3 separate regions of the Homo sapiens genome follow, and regions 1 and 3 are each linked to region 2. A link is a loop called in an ENCODE intact Hi-C map of the cell type or tissue named here. Cell type or tissue: IMR-90. All regions are shown on one strand. Each heading gives the region's core, and the rest is flanking DNA. Links, peaks and the distances in the headings are about the cores only.

Evidence for each region. A loop is a pair of places that touch in the nucleus more often than their neighbours do. Peaks named below come from ENCODE experiments on the same cell type or tissue, not always from the same donor. Only the 100,000 strongest peaks of a DNase experiment are listed, where the experiment ranks them.
Region 1: a loop joins it to region 2, with 9 times the contacts of the local background. A loop is called at or near these places in 2 of 110 quality-filtered maps.
Region 3: it touches region 2 in a loop (8-fold over the local background); 6 of 110 quality-filtered maps call a loop at or near these places.

What each region holds. Positions count from the first base shown.
Region 1 is chr11:69,339,269-69,344,818 of GRCh38, reverse strand. LOC105369370 (a long non-coding RNA gene) reads right to left here. Exons shown (of 5, transcript XR_950269.4): 2 at 3,141-3,309. Among named protein-coding and RNA genes, the nearest start is that of MYEOV, 48 kb to the right of the region's middle. RefSeq lists enhancers at 1,393-2,325, 4,973-5,472, 5,473-5,550. In IMR-90, for the core only: no CTCF peak of the experiment used is centred there; a DNase peak (open chromatin) is centred at 3,088.
Region 2 is chr11:69,494,388-69,499,937 of GRCh38, reverse strand. No RefSeq gene overlaps it. Among named protein-coding and RNA genes, the nearest start is that of LINC01488, 16 kb to the right of the region's middle. RefSeq lists enhancers at 1-336, 1,870-2,683, 2,684-3,499, 3,679-4,221, 2,172-5,550. In IMR-90, for the core only: no CTCF peak of the experiment used is centred there; DNase peaks (open chromatin) are centred at 2,577 and 2,907; H3K27ac peaks cover 1,062 bases.
Region 3 is chr11:69,298,556-69,304,105 of GRCh38, reverse strand. It overlaps the pseudogene IFITM9P. Among named protein-coding and RNA genes, the nearest start is that of MYEOV, 7.2 kb to the right of the region's middle. RefSeq lists a silencer at 4,395-4,583 and enhancers at 5,364-5,550, 5,377-5,550. In IMR-90, for the core only: no CTCF peak of the experiment used is centred there; DNase peaks (open chromatin) are centred at 1,985, 2,335 and 3,555; H3K27ac peaks cover 3,624 bases.

The DNA.
Region 1 (5,550 bases), core at 228-5,227, 160 kb after region 2:
CACCTTATGAAGAAGGTGCTTGCTTCCCCTTCACCTTCTGCCATGACTGTAAGTTTCCTGAGGCCTCTTCAGCCATGTGGAACTGTGAGTCAATTAAACCTCTTTTTCATAAATTACCCAGTCTCGGGTAGTTCTATATAGCAGTGCGAAAACGGACATTTATCATCCCACAGTTCTGCAGGCTAGAAATCTGACAAGGAGTGAGCAGGGCTGGTTCCCCCCAAATCCTGTCTTCATGGCCTGTGGATGGCATCTTCTCCCTGAGTCCTCCCATGGTTGTCTTTCCATACGCATCTCTGCATCCAAATCTCCCCTTTTTATCAGGTCAACAGCCATGTTGGATTGAGGCCCACCCTGATAACGTCACTTTGACTTGATTACGCTATAAAGACCCTATCTCCATATAAGGTCACACTCTGAGGTACTGGGGGTCAGGACTCCAACATACACCTTTGGGAGGGGGTATAATTCAACTGTAAACACCATCCCTTCCAGAACACCCTCATCTCTTCCCTGGCCATTCTCTCCCACCCCTTCTCAGCTCACTGACTCTCTCATCACAAAGCATTTCTGGGCCCCCAGGCCAGGCCTGCCCCTGTCAGAGGACTCATAGAACCTCCAGCTTGTCACACGAGGTGCAGCGGTCACTTCTGGTCTCACTTTGTCCTCTCCTGCTAGTCCTCGATGAAGACCAAGATCCAGCTGCTGCCTCAGGGGTTTGCTGGCAGAGTCCACAGTGAATGAATGAAGGAAGGAATGGGTCAGGGAATGAGTGAGTTGCTGTGGCCCTGCTGCACCTCCGTCTCCTCCGCATCTCAGAGGTCACGGGGATCGGACACAGAAATCACGCTGCTTCACCGCCTGCCGGCTGCACGTTCTGGCCCAAAGGGGTCTCGGGAAGCCCAAAGCTGCTGTCTGCACCTTCTTGGCTTTACATTTAGCAGCAATGCTGAGGGAGGCCACAGCCAGAGGGGCCTGGATTCCTGAGATGCTGGTACCTTGGTCCTTTCACATGGGAAGAACACGGGGCACACCAGGAAGAGTCCCCAGGGATTGATGGCAGCACAGGCAGTGGAGTGGGCCAAGGGTGGGAGCTGCTTAACCTGGCAGGGTACTTGGCCTCTTAGAGCCTCAGTTTCCCTACTTGTAACACAGGGATGATAGTGGCCCCAAGGCACAGGGCTGCTAGGAAGCCTAGACTGTGTGTGACAGCTGGCATCAAGCTTGGCACCAGGACCTTCCTCACTCAGGGATGGAGGCTGGTCAGCAGGAGATGCTTGGGAGTCCCCATCCCATGACCAGGTAACAAATGGGTCCCTCAGAGCTGACCAGCAGGGAGTTGATTCCACACAGCAGAATTGCATGCCACCTCCAAGTTTGCAAATCAACCCAACAATGATAAGTGGCAAAATGGAAGATCGAAGAGTGTGCCGTGGGTATGGCGATGGATGATTACAATTCTTTGGCTGTTTAGGATTCATTCTACCTTTAGGAAGGAAGTATTCCCTCTGGTTCAGTGCAAATGCGCCGTGTCAGATGGGGCTGGCTGGTATGTGGTTCCCTCCTTGTGCACTGGCAGCTTAGCCCAGAATGCGCAACTGCTTCCTCAGAGGTGCTGTCAGCGGACTTTCTGGTCCCCAGGGAGCTGAGGGGCCTCCGGCTCAGGCCACCTCAAGGCTCAGCCCTTCAGACAGAAGCACGCGGCCCTGGCTGTTTTGCAGACGATGGCATGAGGCTGGGGGCCTGGGACCCAGCCCCTGTCCTGTGAAAGCAGCAGGTCTTTCACGCCCACTCTGGCTCCTTTCTGACTCTTTCCTGGCTCGCTTTGCCTGGACTTAGCCTCTGACCCCATCATATGAACAGCAATGCCTGGGAATATTGGAGCAGGCTGTCCTCTCTGTTCCCTTCTGTGTCCCTGCCACCATCCCCAGGAAAGAACCCACTGCCTGGGCGGGGACCCCCAGGCCTGCAGGACTGGCCTTTGCCTGTGTCTGGCCTTGCCCCATCGTGCACGGCCTGCCCCTTGTTTCTCCAGGGCACAGGACTCTCTTGCTGCCTTTGCACCTGCTGATCCCCCAAACACCTCCCCTCCCTTCTTGTGAATTTATGCCCATCTTCCAGGTGGGTATTCCTTTGCTCAGGCTACTGTAACAAAGCACTGCAGGCTGGATGGCCTCAACAACAGATGTTTATCATCTCACAGTCTCAGAGGCTGGAAGTCCAAGATCAAGGTATGGGCAGGGTCAGTTCCCCCAAGGCCTCTCTCTTTGGCTTATCCCCGTGCCTCTCTCTGTGACCACATTTCCCCTCATTACAAGGCCACCCATCAGATTGGATTAGAGCCCACCCAAACGACTTCACTTTGACTTAACTACCTCTGTAAAGACCCTATCTGCATATAAGGTCACATTCTGAGGTGTTGGGGTTAGAACTACAACAAATGAATTTAGGGAGACATAATTCAATCTATAACAATGCCTAAGCCCCAGTGTCATTTCCCCAGAGCCTCCAGAACAGATCAGATGCAGGCACCACTCCCTTCCACTCCCCTGTCGTGGCCTCGCATCCCTCAAGGGCATACGTTCCCTGTCTGCTCCACCCCCACTTCCGGAGGCAAGTGTCCATCTGCCTTATAACCTCCGCCGACCCCATGCCTGTCACCAGCAGGTGCTCAACACATATTTGTCAAAAGACACATAACCAAGATTTTGGCCGGGCGTAGTGGCTCACGCCTGTAATCCCAGCACTTTGGGAGGCTGAGACGGGTGGATCATGAGGTTAGGAGATCGAGACCATCCTGGCTAACACGGTGAAACCCCGTCTCTAATAAAAAACAAAAAATTAGCCGGGCGTGGTGGCGGGTGCCTGTAGTCCCAGCTACTTGGGAGGCTGAGGCAGGAGAATGCCATGAACCCGGGAGGCAGAGCTTGCAGTGAGCCAAGATCGTGCCACTGCACTCCAGCCTGGGCAACAGAGCAAGACTCTGTCTCAAAAAAAAAAAAAAAAAAAGACACATAACCCTGTTGGAGCCATGCCCCTTGCGGTCCAGTCTCAGTGCTGTGGTTAAACACACACACACACAGAGTCTATGCATCAGCTAGGAATGCTTTCAATAACAAACAACAGATACCCCAACTAACCTTGCCATAAACAAATAGGAGTTTATTTTTTTCTCACACTCTGAGTCTGGAAGCAGGTGCTGCTGCTGTGGGTCCAGGGGCTGGCATCTCCGTGGTTCTCTTGACTGTCATTCCCACTGGTGCTTCACGGCTGCAAGGTGGCTGCCACAGCTCTGGGCATTGCCTCCACCTTCAAGGTAGGAAGGAAGAGGAAGGACAGTTTCAGGTATGTGTATCTTCTTTTTTAATCAGGAAAGAAAAAACAAAAACAAAACAAAACAAACAAACAAAAAACCTTTCCCAGAAGTTCCCAAAAGACTTGTGGGAAACGGACAGAATGGGTTACATGGCCACCCCCAGTGGTTGAAGAAGCTGCAAACAGCAGCGCTTGGCTCTTCTGTCCTCTGTAATGGGAGGTACTGGGCCTAAAAGAGTTGGGAATGTGATCGAGTTCACCAGCCAGCGGTGTGTCCCCTCCAGAACCTCAAAACTAATTTCAGAATGTCTCCAGCTATTACCTTGCACCTCTCAAACCCCATAATGGGCACACAGGGCCTATACCAATGTACTCCAGCAACAGGCATGGCCCTCACTAGCCTGCTTCCTGCTCTCCTTCTCCAACGTGCTTCTCCATCCCAAATCTGCATCCCAAAAGGCCCAAAACACCAAGGGGCAAGGACAGAAACTTCCTCCAGGAGGTGGGAGGAAGAAGAAGAGACCGAGGGTAAAGCCAGACCCCTGCAGGGGGAGGCAGAGGGAAGTCTGGGAGCCCTCTGCCATCTCAGTCCTAAGACAAATGAATGGGCAAATGCATAAATGAAACTTTACTGCATTTGTGCCTCAAAAAAAATCTGTGCACTCAATGAAAAGACCAGCTGGGGTGTGCTAGAAACAGAGCACCTGCTGCCGGGGTCTCATCCTGGCTCGTGGCGTGGCTTCAGGTGGCTCCTTCTCTGGGCCTCCATTTCCTTATCCGAGGATGGGGTAAAGGTTGGGTCATGGTTTCCTCATGGAGCATTGTCTCTGTGCCCACAGCATGTTAAACAGGAAAGAGTTATGTATGCACAGGTGTGTCCTACATATGGAGGGGAGGCTGTCATTGGAATCCCCTCACAGCCAATGCTGGGAAGAGCCCAAAGATGGCTGCCCTGAACTGAGAGCTTTCAGGGTGACTTTCTGACCTGCAGGGGAAGCCCTTCTAGGATGCTGGGCCATCTGTGCTTCCAGAAGTTTCCTTTGAAGCCATGAGAGATGTAGGCTCTGGGCAGGAGGCAGAGGCTCTAGGGAGCTTAGCTATGCAGCAGGACCCATCTTTCCACAGAGGGGACACTGTCGTCATCTCCTCCCATGTACCAGGCACTGTGTTCAACATGCCCCCAGTTTGGAGGAGCCCATCTGATATGGTTTGGCTCTGTGTCCCCACCCAGATCTCACCTTGAATTGTCATAATCCCCACATGTCGTGGGAGGGACCCAGTGGGAGGTCACTGATTCATGGGTTTTTTTCCCATGCTGTTCTCGTGATAATGAGTAAGTCACATGAGATCTGATGGTTTTTTAAAGGGGAGTTCCCCTGCAGACACTCTCTTGTCAGCCGCCATGTAAAATGTGCCTTTGCTCTTCCTTCGCCTTCTGCCATGATTATGAGACCTCCCCAGCCATGTGGAACTGTGAGTCCAGTAAACCTCTTTCCTTTATAAATTACCCAGTCTCAGGTCTGCCTTTACTAGCAGCATGAGAGCAGACTAATACGCCATCCTCTTCCCTAATGCCCTGTGGAGTCACACACTGGCCCATGGCCCTACACTTCATCCTTGCACCCCATGGAGAATGGCTTATTTTATAGGGGTGTCCACCTTTGGCTTGTATTTCTAGGTAGAGTTCAGTAAATTGATTAAAACACTCTGGGTCTCTTCCACTTTCAGCCGTGTTGGGGTAACTAGTGCTGGACGGGCCATCCCACTGCAAACACACATGATTGAACTGGACAGCATGTTTGAGACAACTCTGGGCGGGCAGTGAACAGCAAGCAGTGCATGACTTGATGCTGAGAGGCAGGGCGCTCAGGAGCCAGCCATGCCACCCCTGGAGACCATCTCCCCCCATGGCTCAGCAGGCAGGAGGCCTCACAGAGCAGAGTGGTCCCACTGAGCTCAAGAGGCAGAGACCAGAGTTCACAGTCCAGAAGCTTCTGGGAGCTATGAGGCAGGGCATCAGAGAGGCTCTGCTGTGGGGGAGGCAGGCGCAGAGGTACCATCAGGGGTCCCCCAGCCAGGAGTCCTCGGCTGAGTCCTGGGGAGGATGAGGCTACAGGAGGGGTGCCCAGCGTGGCTGCTGCAGAGTTAGGGAGGGAAGGAGATGCTGTGGTTCCAGTAAAGCGTGGGGTCAAGGGGGCTGCAGCCACCCAGTGTGCAGAGGTCTCCAGCACCTGG
Region 2 (5,550 bases), core at 162-5,161:
TGGTCGCAGTGTGGAGCAGGTGTGCCCTACATTGCAAATCCCACTGGGTCTTCTCATTGCCCCACAGCAGCCCCAAGAAGCAGGTGGTGTCGCTCACTCAAGCCCTGGAGTCAGGAAGGGACAGAACAGGGACTCGCCCAGTCTCTGCAGGTTCCCGCCAATGCACTCCTACCTCCTGCTTGCACTTACTCCTCATGATGAAGTCTGTACAGTTCCAACCACTGTGTGGGTTACAGCAAAGAGGCTTCTCTGAGTAGACAGAGTGAAAGGGGTGGGCTGGTCTCATGGTCAGGGCTGCCGCTGGCTGGGCACCTGCTGCGTGTCCCAGGGTGAGCTGGATTCTTAACCATTCGGCTTTACACACCTTCCACTTTAGAACAGTTGCAGCTTCACGGAGAAGTTACGGACACAGCAAGAGCTCCCGCGTGCCCCACACCCAGCTTCCCCTACTGTGAACATCTAATATTAGTAGGGTGTGCTTGTCAGAGTTAACGAACTCATGTCAATGCATTCTTGTTAATTAAGGTCTGTAGTTTGTTTGGCTTTCCCACAATACCCTTTTCTGTCCCAGAGCCCCATCCAGGGCCCCACGTGACACTGGGTCACCCCATTTCCTGAGACTCCCTGGGCTGCGGCAGCTTCTCTCTTTGCTTGCTTGTGACATCCTCACCAGTTTTGAGGACTGGTTTTGAGGATTTCACAGAATGCCCTTTAGTTGATCTCATAGTTGGACTGGGTTATGGGGTTTGGGAAGGAAGACCCCAGAGGGAAAACACCCTTCTCATCACACCTGCCGCTGGCAGGTGCTGAAGGCATGACTTATCTCTGTGGTCCCCTTTCTACTGAGGAAGGAGGTACAGCAGCTCACAGAGGTGACAAGCCTGGAGGAGGCGGAGTGGGCCTCATCACCCAGGGATGTATCTAGGGCTCGCTATCCCCCTGCCTATACCTGCACTTGCATATACCTGTACCTGCACCCGCATATACCTGTACCTGCACCCGTCCACCTATACCTGCACCTCTCCACCTGTACCTGCACCTCTCCACCTGTACCTGCACCTCTCCACCTATATCTGCACCCCTCCACCTATACCTGCACCCCTCCACCTGAACCTGCACCCTTCTACCTGTACCTGCACCCCTTCACCTGTACCTGCACCCCTCCACCTATACTCACATTTGTACATACCTATACCTCCATCCCTCCACCTACCCACACTTGCACATACCTTCACCTGCACCCCTCCACCTACACCCGCACCCCTCCACCTATACCTGCAGTCCTCCACCTATACCTACACCCCTCCGCCTATACCTGCACCCCTCCACCTGTACCTGCACCCCTTCACTTATACCTGCACCCCTCCACCTACACCTGCACCCCTCCACCTACACATGCACCCCTCCACCTATACCTGCACCTCTCCACCTACACTTGCACCCCTCCACCTATACCCACACCCATCCGCCTATACCTGCAGTCCTCCACCTATACCTGCACCCCTCCACCTATACCTGCACCCCTCTGCCTATACCTGCACCCCTTCACCTATACCTGCAACCCTTCACCTATACCTGCACCCTTCCACCTACACATGCACCCCTCCGCCTATACCTGCACCTCTCCACCTACACTTGCACCCCTCCACCTATACCCACACCCCTCCGCCTATACCTGCAGTCCTCCACCTATACCTACACCCCTCCGCCTATACCTGCACCCCTCCACCTGTACCTGCACCCCTTCACCTATACCTGCACCCCTCCACCTATACATGCACCCCTCCACCTATACCTGCACCCCTCCACCTATACCTGCACCCCTCCACCTATACCTGCACCCCTTCACCTATACCTGCACCCCTTCACCTATACCTGCACCCCTCCACCTACACATGCACCCCTCCGCCTATACCTGCACCCCTCCACCTACACTTGCACCCCTCCACCTATACCCACACCCCTCCACCTATACCTGCAGTCCTCCACCTATACCTCCACCCCTCCACCTATACCTGCACCCCTCTGCCTATACCTGCACCCCTCCGCCTATACCTGCAACTTGCACATGCCCATACCTGCACCTCTGCACCTGGACCTGAACTGCCTATACCTATACCAGCATTTTCATCAGGACCCTTTGGAGTTGAGGCTCTGAGTCCTGATGCCCAGGTCTCAGGCACTGAGGGGTATCAATTGGCCCCAGACAGTAAATGCAGCCTGCTTCCAGGGGCAGACATCCACCCCAACCCCACTCTGGCTGGCGTTCCTGCACAGAGGCTGCTGCAGTGCCCTGTGTGTGGGGAAGGGTGCGCCTCCCCTGTGGTCTCCTTTCTGGGGGCCGGCCCCCGCCCCCACCCCATCCCACCACAGAGCCTGATATCTGGGGGTGAGGTCATCGTTATTTATGTGATGGCCCTGCTGCCCGGTGGTGTTTGCACACAAAGGCCCCGCTCTGGGACTGTGCCATGCGGGCCGGCATTCCAGCACATTCCTGCAGCCCGCAGCCCAGCCCTGGACAATAGCTCGCCCTCTCTCCTTTGCCGGGCCGGCCTCTGTGAACAGAGCACTGTTGACAGCCGAGGCTGCTCTCACTCCCGAAGAATTCCAAAAATGGAACAATGTACGCCCGGCCTGGGACTCTCAGGCAGCTGCTCAGAGCAGGGCCCTGGAAGGCTGCGGTCTGGAACTGCCTGTGTAGCTGTCCTTTTGGCCGGCATTTCAATGGGAACCTGGGGCAGGGCGGGGCGGGGGGGCGGGTGGGCGCCACGAGAAGAGAGGAAATAGAAAACACCCAAACCAACCTGGAAGCAAGCCAGCACTTCCCTGGCCGCACAATCCCCGTGGTGAGGAGGCTGAGATGGTGGGCTCAAGCACACTGTGCTGGCCAAGTCTATGCAGGCACTGACCTTTGCCCAAGACCTGTGAGTGGTTCCCCAGCTCCTAGATCAGCTCCTGCCTCAGACAAGTAAATGGGGGTGGCAAGGCAGGAGTGACACATTTGAGCAGTGGGGGAATGAGGGAGAACGAGAGCCGGGACCCCTGCATCCTGGTCCAGGGCTCAGGCCACTGCTGCCTCCCAAAGATCTGTCCTCAGCCCAGGTGGGGACCACCCTGCTCCTGAGTACAGTGCCCCCCTGCATTGCAGTCTCAGGACAACTTCTGAAAGCCTGCTGTGGCTGGAGGAATGACCACACCTGGACGTCCACAGCCACTTGTCCCAGGATTTCTCTATCCTGCAATGCGGCCGGATAATTCTCTGCTGTGGGGACTGTCCTGGGCCCTGTAGGGTATTTAGCAGCATCTCTGGCCTCTGCCCTCCAGATGCCAGTACCAAGCCCCTTCAGTTGTCCCCACAACTGTCTCTCTGTTGGGGGCAGAAAGAAAAGAGAGGGAAGAGAGAACATCCAAACCACCCTCAAAGCAAGGTAGAGCTCCCCTGAGTGCATGGTGCTCGTCAACTCAGGAAAGCACGGATAATGCTGCCGGAAGTTGGTTCTGCAGCTGGCGAGGTGGCCACCCGGGACAAGGATGGCTCTGGCGCCATGCCCGTCTTGGACTAGAAGGAAAAGACAGAAGGACGAGTCTGCCTGTGAGTGATACCAACACGGGAAAGCAGAGCTAGAGAAGGAGGGATGGAGACCCCAAGTTCCGATGACAGACTCCTGGAACCAGCTATGCCTGAAGCTCTTCTACATCAATTAACCCTCTCCTTTTGGCTGTAACCAGTTTAAATTGGTGTTCTGTCGCTTGTAGCTGAAATTTTCTGCACAACCCACCTTCTTCACCCGATGGCACGCTGCTGTCTCTTCCCAGCCAATCTTGGTCAGGAGAAACATTCACTGTTGCTGCAGGGGGCTTGGGCTGTCATGGCCTCCCAAACCCAGCTGAGCTTGCTGCATATTGTTAAAGCCCTGCGGGTGGAGGAGAGCAAGGCATCCCGTGCCCCTCAAAGTCTGCCACCAGCACGGTCATCCCAGCTGCCCCACCTGCCCCAGGAGCTCCTGTCATCAAGCCCTGCCTCCTCTTTTCTTCCCGGAGCTCACATCATCCCCAGGAGGTACTTAGGACCAGGGATCTCAGGCCTGGTGCAGAGGTGAGGACAGAGGTGTAGGAGCTGGGACTCGGCCCCACACCCTTCAAGTTCCCAGTTGTGAACGTCTGGGCCCTGGGATCAGCAAAGCCAGCCTCCCCTCCCGGCCATGTGTTTATGCTGGACATGAATGGAGCCCCTGGAGGCCAGGAAGGGTGAGGCCTCCAAAGCCCTGGGGAAGATCCTGGTAGGGGGACAACCCCAGGCTGGATGGGCTTTGAATTATCCAGGTGGCACCAGAACCTCAGAGGCCTCTTTCACAGGCGGGAATGATGTGGCAAAGCCCAGCTGGCCCCAAGTGGCTTCACATATTCCACAGGGAGCAGGGACCCACTCACTTCCCAGCAGCCCCTGTGTGTGTGTGTGTGTGTGTGTGCATGCGTGTGTGCACCTGCACACCCATGTGTGTGAGTGTGTGAGTATCTAGCAGGGGCTGGTGAGGTGAGGGCAGCTTCTTCCACCTTCCGGGCTCTGGGTGGGTGTCCTGATTCATCTTTGTCCTTGCCCTCCTCACTTAAGACCTGCTATCCTGGTGCATGGCTTCTTCCAGCCCCAGGGCTTTGTGGCAACTTCCCACTGGTCAGAATCATACATTGAAAAATCTTCCTAGAAGCACCGGGGGGTTGGGTGGCCTTTCCCTACCAGGTCTCCAGAGGTTCCAGCCCCTCTGGTTCCTGTCCATGCTTTCCTGCTGGAGGTGGGGACTCTGGGGAAGCCACCTACTCCTCATGCAGCTCTTCCAGGAGTGCAGCGGCTGCTGTGGCCAATTGTGCCCACAAGCCTGCCAGCCTCAATCTTACTGGCCAGTTGTCAAAGCCCAGATCCCAGGTCTCACCATGTTTTCCTCTGAGAGGGCCCTCACTGTCCGGGACCACCTGCCATGCAGCAGGCACTTGAGTCCAGGATTTGGGCCTCTCTGGCAGGGCTGCTCCCCTGTTGCCGCAAGTGCTGCATTTTGAGGAGTCATTTCCACGCCCCCGGCATAGTCACGAAAAGCCCCTTGGGTTTGCCCTGAAAGCCCAGGTTGTGGTTGAGGGTCTTTCTGTGCATCTGGCAACCACATAGCCCTGTGCCTATGCCCTGCAGAAAGGCTGGCTTCTCCGCCTCCTTGTCTCCTCTGTGGGGGGTGGGCCTGGCCCTGTCATGCCAGAGAGGAATATCGGTGAAGCTGCCGGATGGCGTCACCGCGGGAAGAACAATTGGATGATGACAATCGAAGGAAGGTGAAAGATCTTGTCCCAGTCTTCCTGTTTTTGTGCACAGTTGACTCAGATGGGCACTGATAACGCGGCTGAGGGCTGGTCCTGCAGCAGGGCTGGGGTGGCTCTGGCTCTATGCCCATCTGTGCCATCTCCTGCTTCTTCCTGTGCAGAGCAGGGGTCAGATGGCAAAGCCTTCATGGCTCAGGTGTGGCTGGGGGCACCTGGAGGTCCTGAGATGGGGAGCAGGGATAGAGA
Region 3 (5,550 bases), core at 228-5,227, 200 kb after region 2:
ACAGATCATAAATCTACCCTTAACCCCATCCCCCAGTCCCTTCTCAACCTGGCAGGCAGAGCATCCTTTCAGCAGCCTGAGTCGGACCCATCCTTCCCCTGCTCCCTAATCCATTCAAGCGAAAGCCAAAGGCCTTAAAAAGTCCTGCAAGGGTAGGACCAACAAACTCACCCTTTGAGAGGAGAAGGGGGCCCCATAAGAATACACTAGAGCGGAGAAAACGAAACTACTAGGGAAAGGGAGGGCCCACTGAGAATCACCCCAGAAACCCGACCACCACTGGTCTTCGCTGGACACCATGAACCACACTGTCCAAACCTTCTTCTCTCCTGTCAACAGCAGCCAGCCCCCCCAACTATGAGATGCTCAAGGAGGAACACGACGTGGCTGTGCGGGGGCACCCCACAACCCTGCTCCCCCGACATCCACTGTGATCCACATCCGCAGCGAGACCTCCGTGCCCGACCATGTTGTCTGGTCCCTGTTCAACGCCCTCTTCATGAACCCCTGCCGCCCGGGCTTCAAGGCATTCGCCTACTCCGTGTAGTCTAGGGACAGGAAGATGGTTGGCGACCTGACTGGGGCCCAGGCCTATGCCTCCACCGCCAAGTGCCTGAACATCTGGGCCCTGATTTTGGGCATCCTCACGACCATTCTGCTCATCGTCATCCCAGTGTTGATCATCCAAGCCCATCGATAGATCAGGAGGCATCATTGAGGCCAGGAGCTCTGCCCATGACCTGTATCCCACGTACTCCACCTTCCATTCCTCGCCCTGCCCCCGGAGCCAAGTCCTGTTATCAGCCCTTTATCTTCACACACTTTTCTACAATAGCATTCAATAAAGTGTATATGTTTCTGGTGCTGCTGCGAAAAAAAAAAAAAAAAAAAAGAATACACTAGAGCACGTGGGGCCATCCCAGAAAACTGGTCCCATGTCAGCCTCCCTGGGAGATGGGAGATTGTGCAGGATCTAGCCACTTCCCAGATTTGGTCCCCTCTGCCAGCCTCCCTACTGCTCCACAGCGGGGTGCGCTGTCCAGACACCCCCCATCCCTGCTCACCGTGCCCCCCCGATCCCATCCAAAGCCCTTCTCAGAGAGCACCCTCTTCCCTCACTCTCCTTTCTCTTTCCCAAGGTTCTGATTGCCTCCATAGCAGGCCAGGCCATGTGACTATGGTTACTGCCTGTCTTCCGTCTCCCCTCAATAGAATGCAGACCCCCTTGGACAGGGACCCAAGTCAATTTCATTGACATAAATCCTCAGTGCAGAGCGGTGCCTGCCACAGAAGGCTTGACTGGGGTTAGCGGGAGAGGAAATGAATGAAAAGGACAGGGTGCTCAGCGGTGCCGGCTTCCTGTGTCCCAGGTTCCTGCCATGGCAAATTCAGAGGCTGATGTATGGGCCTCATGGACCCTGAGACCACCAGCCCCAGCCTGGCCCCAGGCCCCGTGCCAGGCTCCCAGCGGCTGCCCTACCTGGCACCTACTGTGTGGGGGCCAGGCTACCACCCCGGCCTCTCTCTTCCCACCCCTGGGAGCCCAGCACTCAGGGTTCACCACCCTGGGTCCCTAAGCTCTTAGTGTAGCCCAGGCTTCCAGTTGGAGAGAGGCTCACCTCTCAGGCCCAGAATTGTGTTCCTGGTGGCATCTGACACCAGGACTCAGGACCTGCCAGAGGTGAGCCCTGCAGGTCAGAGGGCTGTGGGACACTCCTGGCCCCAGGAGGGACAGAGGAGCACCAGGTGCCCACACAAGTCACCAGAGGCGGTGCCTGCCGACAGCCCGACTACAGACGAGGACACGGAGGCCTGGAGCCGTGCATGGCCTGCCCCACACCCTACAGAAAGGAAGCGCTGGGACAGACACAGAGCAGGGCTGCCCACTCCGGAGCTGGCCTGGTCCACTGCAAAGGGGCCACAGGCCCTCTGCGGGAGAGCCTAGCCTGGGTGTGGCTGCTGAGGAGACAGGCAAGGGGGGCAGGTGAGTCACTTTCCTCTCCTCATCCCAGTGAATCTTAGTGAGCTGAGGGGCCCAGTGTTCCTCCAAATGACTGCTAAGGGGCCTCAAGGAGACAGGCACCTAGCCCTCCCATCTGCAGGGAACCCAGCCCAGTGAGGTCAGAGGGCTCCCGGGCTGGAAGGGACCCAGAGGGTGTCCACACCTTCCCGGAGGTCATCTTGCCCAGCCCTCTCTCCCTGCCAGGGGCCCATCAGGCAGGCCTGAGTGCCCTCCACACCCTTGGCAACTGCCCAGTGAGATTTCAGGGAGGTGGCCTCAGGGGTAGACACTGTATGAATGAAGGAATGTGTGGTAGGAGGTGACAGTGGTGACTCAGGGTGACTCAGCTGGAGCCTGCCAAGGGCCTGCTGAGCAGCTGTCTGCAGCCACAGTGGTCCCCAGCCTGCCCACCCTGCAGCAGGGGCCAGCTTCCCTTTCCCCAGGGCCCATCTCTCCTGCTGGCTTCATGCCCAGACATTTAGAAAATGGTGGGAAAGAGGGTGCATGGCAGGTGCCTTGGCTGAGCCTGGGAATGGAGTGAGGGAAGGCCTGTGAGCGGAAGAGAGAGGCGGGGGTGCTGCCCCTCCTCCTAGGAAAACCTGGACACTCCACCATAGAGGCCCATCTCATCCAGTAAATCCCCATAATCCAGACGGGAAACCAAGGCCAGGAGGGGAGAAGACTGGCCATGGTCAAGGGGCTGATAAGGCTGAACCAAGAAAATGACCCGAGTCTCTTGGTCCTAGACAAACCATTGGTCTTCTAGTTGGTGGAGGACATGGGCATTGTGCCACGCATGCCAAGTTTCCATCTGTGAAGCCGAGCAAGCCCCAGCACAGTCTCTGCTAGAAGCATCTCACATTACCCATATCCCAAGCGAGCCCCATCACAGTCTCTGCTAGAAGCGTCTCACATTGCCCATATCCCGAGCGAGCCCCATCACGGTCTCTGCTAGAAGCGTCTCATGTTGCCCATATCCCAAGCGAGCCTCATCATAGTCTCTGCTAGAAGCATCTCACATTGCCCATATGCCTGAGATGACCCAGGTGCTTATTTCACTTTCTACCAACCCCCTATAACATCTATCCACTATCTATCTGTCCATGCATTCATCCATCTATCCACATCCACACATTCATCCATCGTTGATCAATCCATCCTTCCATCTGTTCATCCCTCCATCCATCCTTCCACCCTTCCATCCATCCTTCCACCCTTCCATCCATCCATCCATCCATCCATCATCCGTGCATTCATTCATCACTTATCCATCCACCCATCCCTTCATCCATCCACCCACTCATCCATCTTCCCTTAGACCATCCACACATTCATTTATCCATTTATCCTTCCACATATCTGTCTGGAATTCATACCCTTCGGTTAGTGGATAATTCATCCATCAATTCCTTATTCATTAAACAAACCCTAGGAAGCCTTGACAGGGTAGCCAGTCCTGTGACTTCCCCCTGACCCTCAGCCTTCCACACCCTACTCCCTCCTCTCCAGCCATCAAGCCGTGCTCATCCCAGCAGGCCCCAGTGACTCAGACACGCATGGTCCATGACTTTCAGGAGCTCATAGTCTCAAGGGACAGACAGGATCTGAACCCAGAAAACTCTAAACCAGGCAGAACTGCCAATGCCTCCACCCCTCTCTGTCTCCAGGATGGTGGAGTCCTTAGTCCCGTTCCTGCTGCTGCTGGTCTTTGTTCCTCACCTGCTGGGGATGGGGAGGACCCGAGCTCCCCATTCTCGCACCAGCTGGCTTGGGGAGAGGGGTCGATTCTGAGGGGAGGAGGACTGGGACGGCAGAGAATGAGCAGTGCCTGCCACTTCCTGCCTGGCCTGAGCTTGCCTCCCAGTGCTTCTAGGAGTGGTCTGTGGACCTTCCCAGTGCCTTGAGATCCCCAGATAAGAGGGAGTTCCAGAGGGGCAGCTCAGCCTCATAAAACCAAAATGGGTTGCGTTCTTCCTGTTGTGTTTTTATCATCATGACACCACAGAGCTTTCACATTTCAAAGTGCCTTGCCCCTGTGATGGTTTCATCCCCGCAGCAGCCATGGCCAGAGGGTCAGGGAGGGTGGCGAGAGACCCCTGGACTGCGATTCGGATGACTCCGGGAGCACCTACTGCATGACCTTGGACAGAACTTGCCTCTTAGGCCTCAGTTTCCTCAACTGCAGAAGGAGAGACAACGCCTCCTCACAGGGGCAGCACCAGGGTGAAATGAGACCCTGGATAGGAGACCCCAACACAGTGCCATGTGCATTGTGCTGCACGAAGCTGTGGTCAGCCGGGCGGGGCCAGCCAAGCACACAAGCCTGCAGGGGTTCCTCACCGTGCTCAGTAAAATGTCCAAGCCACTCAGCCTGGCCGACCCCCTGGCCTGGCCTCCATCCCCGCTCCACACCACCCAGACCCCCCACACACTCCTCTCCAGCTCCGACACACCAGGGTCTCTCCTGCACTCAAGCCTTGCACTTGCTGTCTCTCTGCCTGGAGACCCCTCCCTGCCTCTCCTCCCAGCCAGTCCCTTCCCCTAGCTGGTATCTCATCCTTCAGGCTCTGCTCGGATGCCCCCTCTTCCAGGGAGGCTTCTGTGATGCCCAGATTGGGTGGCCCCCCTCCTCTGCATCTCCCCTGCTAAGGGGGGTTGGCACTGGGCGTCCTTACCATCCGGGACTGCTGTTCTGTCTCCACCATCAGATTGGCAGCATGCGGTGGGGGAGAACATCAGAGTCACTGATGTGCGCAGAGGGCCAGTGGGGCCTGGCACTGAGGGGCCACAGGATCATCTGATGCGTGGAGAATGAATGATGCCAGCATGACCCCGGGCTCCCTGTGGACACCTGGAAGCTACTCGCAGGAGGCGATACGAGGTTGGGTTTAGGAGCCTGTGCCCCAACAGGCATCGTTTTCTTCCCATCCCCTTCTCTTCCCTCCCCCTTGGATCCACCCCACACTGAGAGGTGGGAACCACAGAGGGAGCTGGACCAGTCAGCAGAGGCCATCCTCCCTGGGCCTCCCAGCTCTGTGCTGAAACAAGGATGGGTCAGTGGGGCCAGGGGAAGCGCCAAGGTGCTCAGACCCAACCCTCAGCTCCTATAGAATCCTGAGTTTGAGGCTCTGCGCCAGGCCCCTGTGGGGGTGAGCTGGGAGGCACCGTGGGAGACAGAAGCATAGTGGCGGGAAGGGGGGGTCCTGACAGAGGCCGTGGGGTGGACAAACTCAAGCCTCTTAAACCCCAGGAGCACCCTCACTGGCCCCTGCAAACTTGCAAACACCCTGTGAACTGGCTGTAGGGCTGCGGGCCGGGCAGCCCAGGCAGGACACAGGAAGCGGGCGGGTCGTGTTTTTGTGAATGAAACTGCAGCCCAGCTTCCTCCTGGTCTCCACGCCCTGCTGGCCTCGCTTGACCACTCCGTAACCTCAGGCAAAGCACTGGCAGAAAGGGGGAACTTCAAAACGAAAGTGTGAGTCAGACAGGAGAAGGAAACGGAGAGAGAAATTCTTGTTTCACGGAGGCCTCACATGAGACCTGACCTG